Linked DNA regions of Homo sapiens: region 2 is linked to region 1. A link is a loop called in an ENCODE intact Hi-C map of the cell type or tissue named here. Cell type or tissue: Calu3. All regions are shown on one strand. Links, peaks and the distances in the headings refer to the core of each region. The heading gives the core; the rest is flanking DNA. Region 1 overlaps SELENOI (selenoprotein I). Region 2 overlaps OTOF (otoferlin).

Region 1 (5,378 bases), core at 77-5,076:
GGAGACAGAGCGAGACTTCATCTCAATAATAATAAAAAAAATTAGTGTCTTTCTCATAAAAGTCCAGATTTCTGGATTCTCTTGAAAAAAAAAAAAAAAACCAGAATATTGGACTATACTGGCCCTGAACTTCCTCTTGACAAGAATCAGCTGATGCTGAATAGTGCTTGCCCTCTTTTTATTTGCTCTCTAATTTGCCACTTCTCTACCAATGCATATGCTTTATGCAGGAATGCTTTGTTCAGTTTACCTGCTAGATCCCTGTGATCCTTGATTTGAAGATACAAGATTGGCAGAACATGGTGACTGACTAGCTGGAGGTGGTGTAGAGGGCCACATAAAAGACGGGGAGGAGTCTAGGATGACTCAGGTTCTGGTAGGATGACTGGGTGGATAGAAGTGGTAGTCACTGAGGCAGGGTTTTATGAAACAGCATACTGTTTTATATATATAATTTTTTAAAAAAATACAATAGTGTTTTGCACAGGTCACTTCTCTTGGATGGGACCACATGAAAGTGTGGCTTATGGACTTGGAATTAAAACAAAGAAAACTTGTAAAGAAATCTCATTTGTGAATGAGTTGTCCTCTATTAGAGGACATTTCTGTAAAAATTTCAAAGATACGAACACTTTTCCTTTTAGAGCCTCAATAGAACATGAGAAATTCTTGATATTTTGATTTTCATTTATTATGACTACAAGCTGACTACAATACAATATGTTAATTATGGCATTGCCTGGATCCATTACAGTTAATTGAAGCATAACTTATCTTTAATTGTACCTTTGTCACCTTGACTAGATTTGGGGAACTGCCCTCTGTTCCCTGTAAGTACATTAATAAGGCTTGAAATGTATTCTAGTTGTCTTAGATAGTGATTTATATATGTCTGGCAGAAAGAATTATTTCTGCAGTTGGCAGAGACAAGAAGGATGGGTGGAAAACTGCAGAAGGGGAGAGATTTAGTGGTAAGAAGATGGCTACTACATTTTTAGGTGCTATTTGGAGGAAACATCTTGAATTGGATCTTTTACTGCCTTCTGAAATAACAGTTCACTGATGATGGCTTGTTTCTCTAACTGCTGTAGTGCTTAAATATTAAGAAATTCTTTGCTAAATAAGAGTTTGCCTACTGCATACGGGAAACTCGGGGAAAGGTGTGCCATTCAAAGACACCCGTGGGAACCAAGGCACAGAGACTGGAAAGACCCTGGTATGTTAGAAGCACAAGGAAGTGGCGGGTGTGTAAGTGACCAGGCCGAGCCTTGGGAGCTCAGTGAGGGAAAGCATTATCATCATAAATACTGAATAACAATAATAATGATAGCAAACATTTATATATTGTATACTCTGTGCCAGGCACTGCTTTAAGTGCTTTATGTGTATTATCTCATTTAATATTCACAACTGCCATCTGAGAAAGAGGTACTATTTTCCCTGTTTCACCGAGACACTGAAAATTTAAGTAATTTGCTCAGGGTCCCACAGCTCGTAAGTGGTGGAGCTGAGATTTGAACTCAGGCAATCAGTCTGGAGTCCATGTTCTTCCTGCTATTCTGCCTCTCAAAACTAAGAGTGAAATATAAACTCTGCCTTGTAGGTACTGGCTGTTTGTTTTTGTTTTTTTGTTTTGTTTTTGTTTTTTCGAGACTCTCGCTCTGTCGCCCAGGCTGGAGTGCAGTGGTGCGATCTCGGCTCACTGCAAGCTCCGCCTCCTGGGTTCACGCTATTCTCCTTCTTCAGCCTCCCGATTAGCTGGGACTACAGGCGGCCGCCACCACGCCCGGCTAATTTTTTGTTTTTTTTTTTTAGTAGAGACGGGGTTTCACCGTGTTAGCTAGGATGGTCTTGATCTCCTGACTTCATGATTCGCCCGCCTTGGCCTTCCAAAGTGCTGGGATTACAGATGTGAGCCACCGCGCCTGGCGGTACTGGCTGTTTTTGTGTAAGATATATAAACATTAGAATAAAGACCTTCAATGGCATGCTTAATTGGATGTGTATCTAATGTACGCAGATGGGGAAAATGTAGTGGAAAAAACCTGATTTTGTTTACTCTTTCCCTGGTTTAAAATTATTAGTAGGGGCAAGCGGGCCTGAATTTACTAGTCTTGCATTTAGTTGAGCATAAAGACCATTTCATTTATGATTAGCTCTATTTGAGATAAAAGGCTTTTGATTAAATAATTAGCTTTTGGACTAATATTACGTTAAAAAGTTTCCACATACCAGCTGTGTGATACTTAGCAGGTAACTTAATCTAACCAGGTTTCCTCATCTGTGAAATGGAGTAGTACCTACCCCATAGGATAATTCTGAAAACTGAATGAGTTAAAATTTATAAAGTGCCTGGCACATAGTGCTGTATAAGTGCTGAGTAAATAAATAAAACTTGACATTTGTGATTCCCTGCACAAATGAACATTGGCTAGCATATAATATATCCACACTTATACACATCCCTGGTGGTTATACCAAGAGAAACTATTTTCAGATAGGAAGTGAAGGGTGGCAACGTAATGGACAGCTGGAAAGAGTAATAAGGAGTCTGTCTAGCTTGGGTCCCCCAGATAGTCTTTGGCTTCAGATTTCTTCTGAAAAGAATAATTATATGTAATAGCACAGAGACAATAAATAATTTTTCTCAAATACTGCACCCTATTTAAGAGTCAGCAGTGGCTTCCATGTGTTTGATATCCAAATTCCTCAGCAAAGATTTCAAGTTCATTCACTAAATGACGCCTCCTTTTGCCATATCTTCTCATCTTGTTAGAGCTTACTTAAAGTCTAGCAAGCAAACCTGTTTGTCATCATGACTTGCTTGTATTTGTCTCATTGCTCTAATTCTCCAGTCTCCTATTGCCACCCTCCTCTCTCCGACTTGTTAGATGTAAACGACGGTATTCACTGAAATTAGATCTCCTTGCTCAATGAGTCATGTTCTCTGTGGGCGTAGTTCTTCAAGTCTCTCTCTCTCTCTCCCTTTTTTTTTTTTTGAGAGAGTGTCTCGCTCTGTTGCTTAGGCTGGAGTGCAGTGGCACTATCACGGCTCACTGTAGCCTCAACCTCCCCAGGCTCAGGTGATCCTCCCACTTCAACCTCTCAAGTAGCTGGACTACAGTCATACGCCACCACACCTGGCTCATTTTTGTATTATTTTGTAGAAATGGGGTTTCTCTGTGTTTCCCAGGCTGGTCTTGAAGCTCTGGGTTCAAGCTATCTGCCTATCTCAGCCTCCCAAAGTGCTGGCATTATTGGCGTGAGCCACCTTGCCTGGGTGAGCCAGCATTCCTGGCCTCAAGTCTTGTATTGATTAAAAGTACATTAAAAAACTTTTTATTTCTGTCCTAGGGTTAATTATCCTTCCCCCTACTTTTTTTGTATTTTAAGTTTAGCGATGTTTTGTTTTAATTAGAAATAAGATCTCCCTCTGTTGCCCAGGCTGAAGTACAGTGACATGTCATAGCTCATTGCAGCCTCAAACTCCTGGGTTCAGGTGATCCTCCCACTTCAGCCTCCTGAGTAGCTGGGACTACAGGCGTGTACTACCATGCCTGGTTAATAGATAGTAGAGCATTACTTGGGGCAGTGGACTCAGTGTGATTACTAAGTTGTCCAGAGCTCAGTATTTAGTGCAAAGATGTGTCAGTTCAGTTTTCTTATTGGTACATAGAAGGGATTTAAATACATGTATAAAGGACATACTTTTAGGTCCAAGAAGGTGTTTTCATAGTTTTCCTTATGTTAGAGCCAATTTCCTTCTTAAATTAAGGGGGACTCATTTCTAATCTTCTCAAAAATGGACACTTCACAGCATATTTAGAAAGTATTTTACAAGTCATTGTACTGCTCCTAGACTAAACCCATAATTGTCACTTGCCTGATAAACTATAATAGTTTCTAACTGGTCTCTAGTTTGTACTTTACCCCCTTCAAGTCCATTTTCTACATCATGTTCAGAATGGTCCTCTTAAGGACCATTTTTTGTTCTTAGAATAAAATCCAACTCCCTGTGGTCCTGCCAGGTGATGTCTGCCCACCTTTCCAGTCTCATTTTATATCACCCTTCTTTATGATGCTGGAGCTCCATTGGCCTTCCTTCAGCATTTCTGATACTTCTGTTGGTGGTCTTTGTACATGTTATTGTTCTCCTGCCTTGAAGGTGTTTCTTGGCATGTATTACATCCCTACCTCCACACACACACACACGTGAGTCATACAGTCTTTCGTTTTCTCTCTCTTTTCCTTTTTAGGTAAAAATTACATATAAATACTGTAATACATTAAGATCTTAAGTGTATAATTTACTGCTTTATTACATGTGTATATACCCATGTAACCACCACCCAGCTCAAGATACAGAATTATTTCTAGTGCCTCAGAAGGTCCCCATCAGTCCCTCTCACCAAACTACTGTTAGGACTTCTTTTGCCATAAATCAATTCTGTTTTTGAACTTCATATAAGTGGAATCTATGAAAGCACATTGTCTTTAGCCTTCCACTCACTACTGTGTCTCATACATTCTTTACCTGACTGCCTTCTCATCTAGGACTCAGCTTAAATGTCGCCTTCTAGAAGCTGCCTCTGACCACTCTGACTAGGCACACTTCCTGCTCCACTTGTTCTCTTCTTTTTTGGGAGCTGGTTACCATCTTTACTAGCCTCCTAAGGCTGCCATAAAAATTACCACACACTGAGTGGCTTTAAACAACAGAATTTTAATTCTCTCATAGTTACGGAGGCTAGAAGTGTAGAAAAACAAGGTATTGGCAGAGCCACACACCCTCCAAAAGCTCTAGGCGAGAATCCTTCCTTGCCTCTATTTCAGCTTCCAGTAGCTCCTGGCCTGCCTGGGCCTGTGGCAGCGTAACTCCAAGCTTGCCCTCCCTCTTCATATGGCCTTCTTCCCTGTGTTTCTGTCCCCTTGTCCTCTTCTTACATAATACTCGGATAATTCCCTTTGTAGTATTTATCACAAATTGTGTACATGTGGTTATTTTTTAAGGGGTGTGGGGAGCAGTGTCTTGCTTTGTTGCTGATATGCTTTGGCTGTGCCCCCACCCAAATCTCACCTTGAATTGTAGCTCCCATAATTCCCACGAATTGTGGGAGGGACCCATTCGGAGAAATTGAACCATGGGGGCGGTTTCCTCCATACTGTTTTTGTGGTAGTAAATAAGTCTCATGAGATCTGATGGTTTTATAAGAGGAAACCCCTTTTGCTTGGCTCTCATTCTCTTTGCCTGTCGCCAAGTAAGACATGCCTTTCGCCTTCCACTATGATTGTGAGGCCTCCTCAGCCACATGGAACTGTGAGTCCATTAAACCTGTTTTTCTTTATAAATTACCCAGTCTCAGTGGGGCGCAGTGGCT
Region 2 (5,378 bases), core at 192-5,191, 110 kb after region 1:
AGAGACGGGGTTTAACCATGTTGGCCAGGCTGGTCTCGAACTCCTGACCTCAGGTGATCCTCCTGCCTTGGCCTCCCAAAGTGCTGGGATTACAGGCGTAAACCATTGCACCTGGCCAGTATGCAGCTTCTTTGCTCTCTCCCAGATGGGAGGATGAGGAGACTTGCAAGGAGGGAAAGCGACGGGAGTCTCACCCGGACCACATAGACTCGGACCAGCACATTGATGGGGTCATTGCTCGGGATGCCCTGGAACATGCCGTAGGTGGAGTCGTAGCCGGCTTCCCGGGACACGTCCTCTGGGAGTGGCACTTTGTACACGCAGAGGGAGCCCTGGGCAAGACAAATGTGGGTCAGGGTGTAGGTTTGCCTGGCAAGGGTGGCATTCAAAATAGCTAACAGCACCAGGAGGGCTGGACCCTGATGTGGCAGGGCCTTCACCCTTTAACTGCTGAGTCATGGGAGAGTCCAGGGCTTCTGGAGGCAGTGGCCGGGGCAGTGGTGGGAGGTGAGTGGGGGAACCTGTGGGGGGGGCAAGGGCTGGCGGGTGCTCAGGCTGGGCCCGTGCTCCTGGCCTGACCTTGAAGCGTCCCACAATGCGCTCCTCCTCGGTGGAGCCATCCTCATCATCCCCGGTCTTGCCCCGAAGCAAGTTGAAAGTGTGCAGCCAGTCCTCAAAGTTATCAAACTCGGACTCCAGCTCTTTGGGGTATACCTGAGACAGACCAGGCTGTTAGGGGGCGGCTGCCTGGTCTCTGGCTTTTGTCCTGCCCCACCTGCAGGATCACTGCGCCCCCCTCTTCCCGCCCCCACACACCCTAGAAGGGTCTGCTCCTAGGCTCTCACCTTAAGCTCATCAATCTTGGGTTTCTTCTTCTCGGGGGCCTCGGACCCCTGGCCAGAGCCAGAGCTCTGAGTTTTCTTCTTCTTCTCCTCTTTGGCAGCCCTTGCCTTCTCCTTGCCCTTCATTGACCCCTTCAGGCCTGGCCAGAAGCAGAAAAGGAGGTGGAGCAGAAATGAGCAGAGCAGGAAGGCCTGGATTCGAGACCCAGCTCTGTCGCTAATTTGCTTTACTAACTTAACTCTCGGATGTCCATGTGCTGTCAAATGCAGATAATACTCCCTAGCATGCCCGCCTCATGGAGGTGCTGGGGGCCCCAGTGGGTTTATGCCCGGGAAGGTGTCTGAAGACTGTCTTCATGCCCTTTGGAAGAGAGGGGCAGGAAGGAGCATGGGTTTGGGGGTGGAGGCCTGTTGCTGCGCAGTTCCTTGCCCACTCACTTTCCTCACTAGCTTCCCTCTTCTTGTCCATAATAATAACACTCTGTATTAGCATTTCCCAAACCTCATTCAGTGGAGCACCTGGTGCAGATGCTGCTGGCATGCTTTAGAAGAAAGGGTACTGTGATCCAATAAGCTGGGGAAATATTTTATACTGTGTCTTCCTTTTAGAGATGTATAATAACATTTGCACAGTAAAGGGTATGAAAAGTCCTGCACCAAAACAAGCTGTTTCAATCAGCTTTTCCTAAACTAATTTGACCAAAACTAATTTGTTCCTTCTAGAACATCCATCAATTTTCTTCATGGAAAAGAGTCTGGAAAATGCTGGATGGAATGAGCTCTGAGGTCCCTTCTAGCTCTGATGTTCTGTGGCTCTAAATGTCTGCCCATCACTGTGGGTGCTGAACTGGTCAGAGTAAAAGCCTCCCTGGACAAGGGCCTTAGCCTGCCCAGTACTGCCCATGGATTACTGATGCTGCTTCCCTGGCTACTAAGGCTGGGAGGGCTGGCAGGAGGGAAAAGAGAAGCAGGTGATGAGGTGGGCAGGAGAGCTGACCACCCAGGGGCGGGGAGGAGGAGGCAGAGTTCCAGGTTCCAGGGCTCACCCTCGGTATTGTCCACTTCCTCCTTCTCCTCCAAGTCAATTCCAGAGGGCTCTTGTTGTCGAAGTTGCTGCCAAAAGATGAGATGAAAAGGACAGAAGGTGGGTTTCCTGGGGAGGAGTCTGTTGACCCCAAATTGTGGGCCCAGACCAGTCTTAATGCACTAGAAGTAGAAAATCTTCCCTACTGCATTTCAAGTCCACCATGTGCTCTGCTTAAGTGGGTTAAAAAAAGTTTATAATGTGTACAGTGTGACTAGTGGTACTTAGGGGTTTATGCATCTGTGGCACATATACACCATGGAATACTATGCAGCCATAAAAAAGGATGAGTTCATGTCCTTTGCAGGGACATGGATGAAGCCAGAAACCATCATTCTGAAGAAACTGTCACAAGGACAGAAAACCAAACACTGCATGTTCTCACTCATGGGAGGGAACTGAACAATGAGAACACTTGGACACAGGGAGGGGAACATCACACACCGGGGCCTGTGGTGGTGCTGGGGGAGAGGGGAGGGATAGCATTAGGAGCAATACCCACTGTAAATGACGAGTTAATGGGTGTAGCACACCAACATGGCACATGCATACATATGTAACAAACCTGCACATTGTGCACATGTACCCTAGAACTTAAAGTATAATTTAAAAAAAAAAGAAATAACACCTTGCAATAAATATTTACATTTTCTACTTAAAAAAGTACAGTGCATTTTAATGTTGCTTTTAGTGATATTAATAAATTGTTTTAATGTACAAAAGTATAACAGTAAGAAAATGTACTATATTTTCTTTCACTCAGCACACCCCATCTTACTGGAAACGAGAATAAATCTTACTAGAAACTAGAAACCAGGTTTCAACTAAGTCGCCACCGCCACCTGGTGGCAGTCTGTGAAAATTGCAGGAGTAGAGACGACAACAGGCAGCCTCTTGCAGCTCCAGCCTGGCCAACTTGATGGTGGGAGACGAGACTACCAGTTGTCCTCAATGATCTGTTCTCCTATTTTTACAAGTTTTGCTGAGCACACAGCCACCTTGTGAAAGATTACATTTCCCAGCCTCCTTTGCAGATAAGTGTAGCTAAGGGACTAGATTCTGATCAATGTGAGTGGAAGTCATATGTGCAGCTTCTGGATTGGGCCCTGAAAAAGAAAAGCATATGCCTCATCTCCTCTTTAACCCTTCCTGTGCACTTGAATTAGAACATGATGTTGAGTCACCTCCAACCTTACAGATGTGACAAACAAGAGGTCAGGATCTTAGTCCTTGACACCACTGAGCCACCATACCAGCCTAACCCCCACTCTCTGAGATGTTATGTGAGAAATAAACTGCTGTCTTGTTCACTTCACTCTAACTTGCTACAGCAGCTTAATGTGTGCTCTAATAAATATCACACCTAGCTTGGGTCACAGAAAGGGCCTGGGAGAGGATGTGGCTGGATCAGCTCTGGCCCCACTGAGGAAACACAACTGCAGGCATGTGTCCCTCCTGGTCAGGTGGCCAGTCAGAGCACCCTGAGCTAGGTAGGCAGCGTGGAGAGGACACAAACAAGAAAGCAGAGAAATGCGCTTTCTGGAACTTGCAATCTGGCCAAACAGATGGAACCCACATATGTGTAATAGGGGAAGAATCATTCACGTGCCGATGACCAAGATGTGTAAAATAAAACATTATGAAGAAGAGTCGTAAGGACTACTGATAAGCAGTTGTTCCCTTATGGCCTCTGAGAACATGTTTCTCCTTTTCCACAAAGGTCACCTCCTCTGAGACGCCTTCCCTGATTCCCCCAAGCCATGATTTGCCTTTGTTATCACATAGTCCTCTCTAAGTCTCTGTTTACATGTCCATTTTGCCCAGTAAACCGGAGGCCCATCAGGGCAGGTGTGGCATCTTTTGGCTCCCATAGCACCTAGTATGGAGCCTGGCTCATCGCATATACCCAAGAGGCATTTGTGGAATGAGTCAATGAGGACAAAAGAAAACCAAGCAGGGAAGGTAGATGGGACCATCATCTTGGAAGGTGAGTTCTGAGCTAGGATTTCAAGGATGTGAGACAAAACCATCCCAAACTCACATGAATGGAGTTGGGATCCAGCTCTTGGGGGCCGTGGGAAAGAAGCTGGACAGGAGGGTCTGAGTGTGGAGGGGGTCACCTCCCCTCACCCTACCCGAGGTCTCACCTCCTTCATGGTGTCAATGGAGGCAAAGTACTTGGACCACCAGTCCAGCATGCTCTCGTCTGGCTCCTCCTCCTCTGGCTCCTCCGCAGTGCCCTTCTTCTTCTTCTTCTTCTCCTTCTCCTCCTCAGCCTGCAGGTTGGCCAGGTCCAGAGTCCTACATGGACTCCTCCTGCCTGGACAATCCCGAGAGCCTCCACCCATTCCGCCATCTGTCAGCAGGAAGCCTTGGGCTCCATGAGGCTCTGTGGGGCCACCCATGTCCAAGGGGCAGGGCCTTATTTTATGGAGAAGGTGCCACAGGCCACAGAGTGTTGTGACCTGCCAGTGCGATCCACTCGCCCAAGCAGGACTGGCACCGAGTCCTGCACTCACCCAGCTCTTTTCCACTGCATCTTAGGGGAGGTGTGCTGGCCCAAGCATGCGGGGGCTGGGGCTGGCTCTGTCCCTGATGCTGGACCCTTTGGCCTGACATCATTGCCAATAAAGGACCCTCTCACCCCAGAGCCCCTGCATGGCCCCCACACTCACCACATCCACCTTGACAACAGCTTCAGAAGTCTGCAGAGGAACCAAGGAGACAGGGGCAGAATCAGCCACTGGGGCCTGGAGTGGCAGGCAGTGGCCTAGCACAGGGTGTGTGGAGGAGCCGAGATGGAAATTACTGTGTGCTGGCAGCCCCTGTGCCCGCAAGGCCAACTTTGCATTAATAAGAGCACTCTGACTGGTGAGTCTGCAAAGGGTCTGAGTGAGGATGTTTCTTTGGGTGGCCAAAGGAACAGTGGGCTGTGTTCCAGGCTGGCCCACGTTCTGCCCTTCCCTGTAGGGTCTACAGCTTGTACGCCACTTCCACACCCAACCCCCAGATGGCAGTTCTCTCTCTGGCAGATGAACAGTCCTAGGCCCAAAGCCAGGAGGAATAAGGAGCTTCCACCTGGAAATCCTCCTCTGACCCAGGCCAGGGAAGTGTCATTTGTGAATGGCTGGGATGGAAAACCAGGGACTCTTTGGAAAGGACACTGATGATCTCATAAGGAATCATTACCTATGGTGTCATTTGTTGGAGTAAAAATTATAGCAGGTGATTATAATAAACTGTGATGGCTCACTCTGTCTCTCATACACACATACCACATGCCAGTGCACATGCACACACCCACATGTATGCACGCATGTGCACATACGCACACCGCAAGCATGCATGCACACATATATGCACATACACCACATGCACACATGCACACATGCACATTTACATACCACATGCACACATGCACATATGCACACAAGCGCACATGCACACATATA

What was found. Peaks named below come from ENCODE experiments on the same cell type or tissue, not always from the same donor. Only the 100,000 strongest peaks of a DNase experiment are listed, where the experiment ranks them.
Region 2: a loop joins it to region 1, with 2.7 times the contacts of the local background. A loop is called at or near these places in 11 of 110 quality-filtered maps.

Annotation. Positions count from the first base shown.
Region 1 is chr2:26,352,760-26,358,137 of GRCh38, forward strand. The region is part of intron 1 of SELENOI (selenoprotein I); the gene reads left to right. Among named protein-coding and RNA genes, the nearest start is that of ADGRF3, 8.7 kb to the left of the region's middle. In Calu3, for the core only: no CTCF peak of the experiment used is centred there; a DNase peak (open chromatin) is centred at 2,942.
Region 2 is chr2:26,466,520-26,471,897 of GRCh38, forward strand. It overlaps OTOF (otoferlin), which reads right to left. Exons shown (of 47, transcript NM_194248.3): 31 at 4,602-4,631; 32 at 4,074-4,202; 33 at 1,889-1,955; 34 at 846-982; 35 at 580-714; 36 at 195-332. Among named protein-coding and RNA genes, the nearest start is that of DRC1, 67 kb to the left of the region's middle. In Calu3, for the core only: a CTCF peak has its summit at 2,761 (motif pointing left); a DNase peak (open chromatin) is centred at 2,772.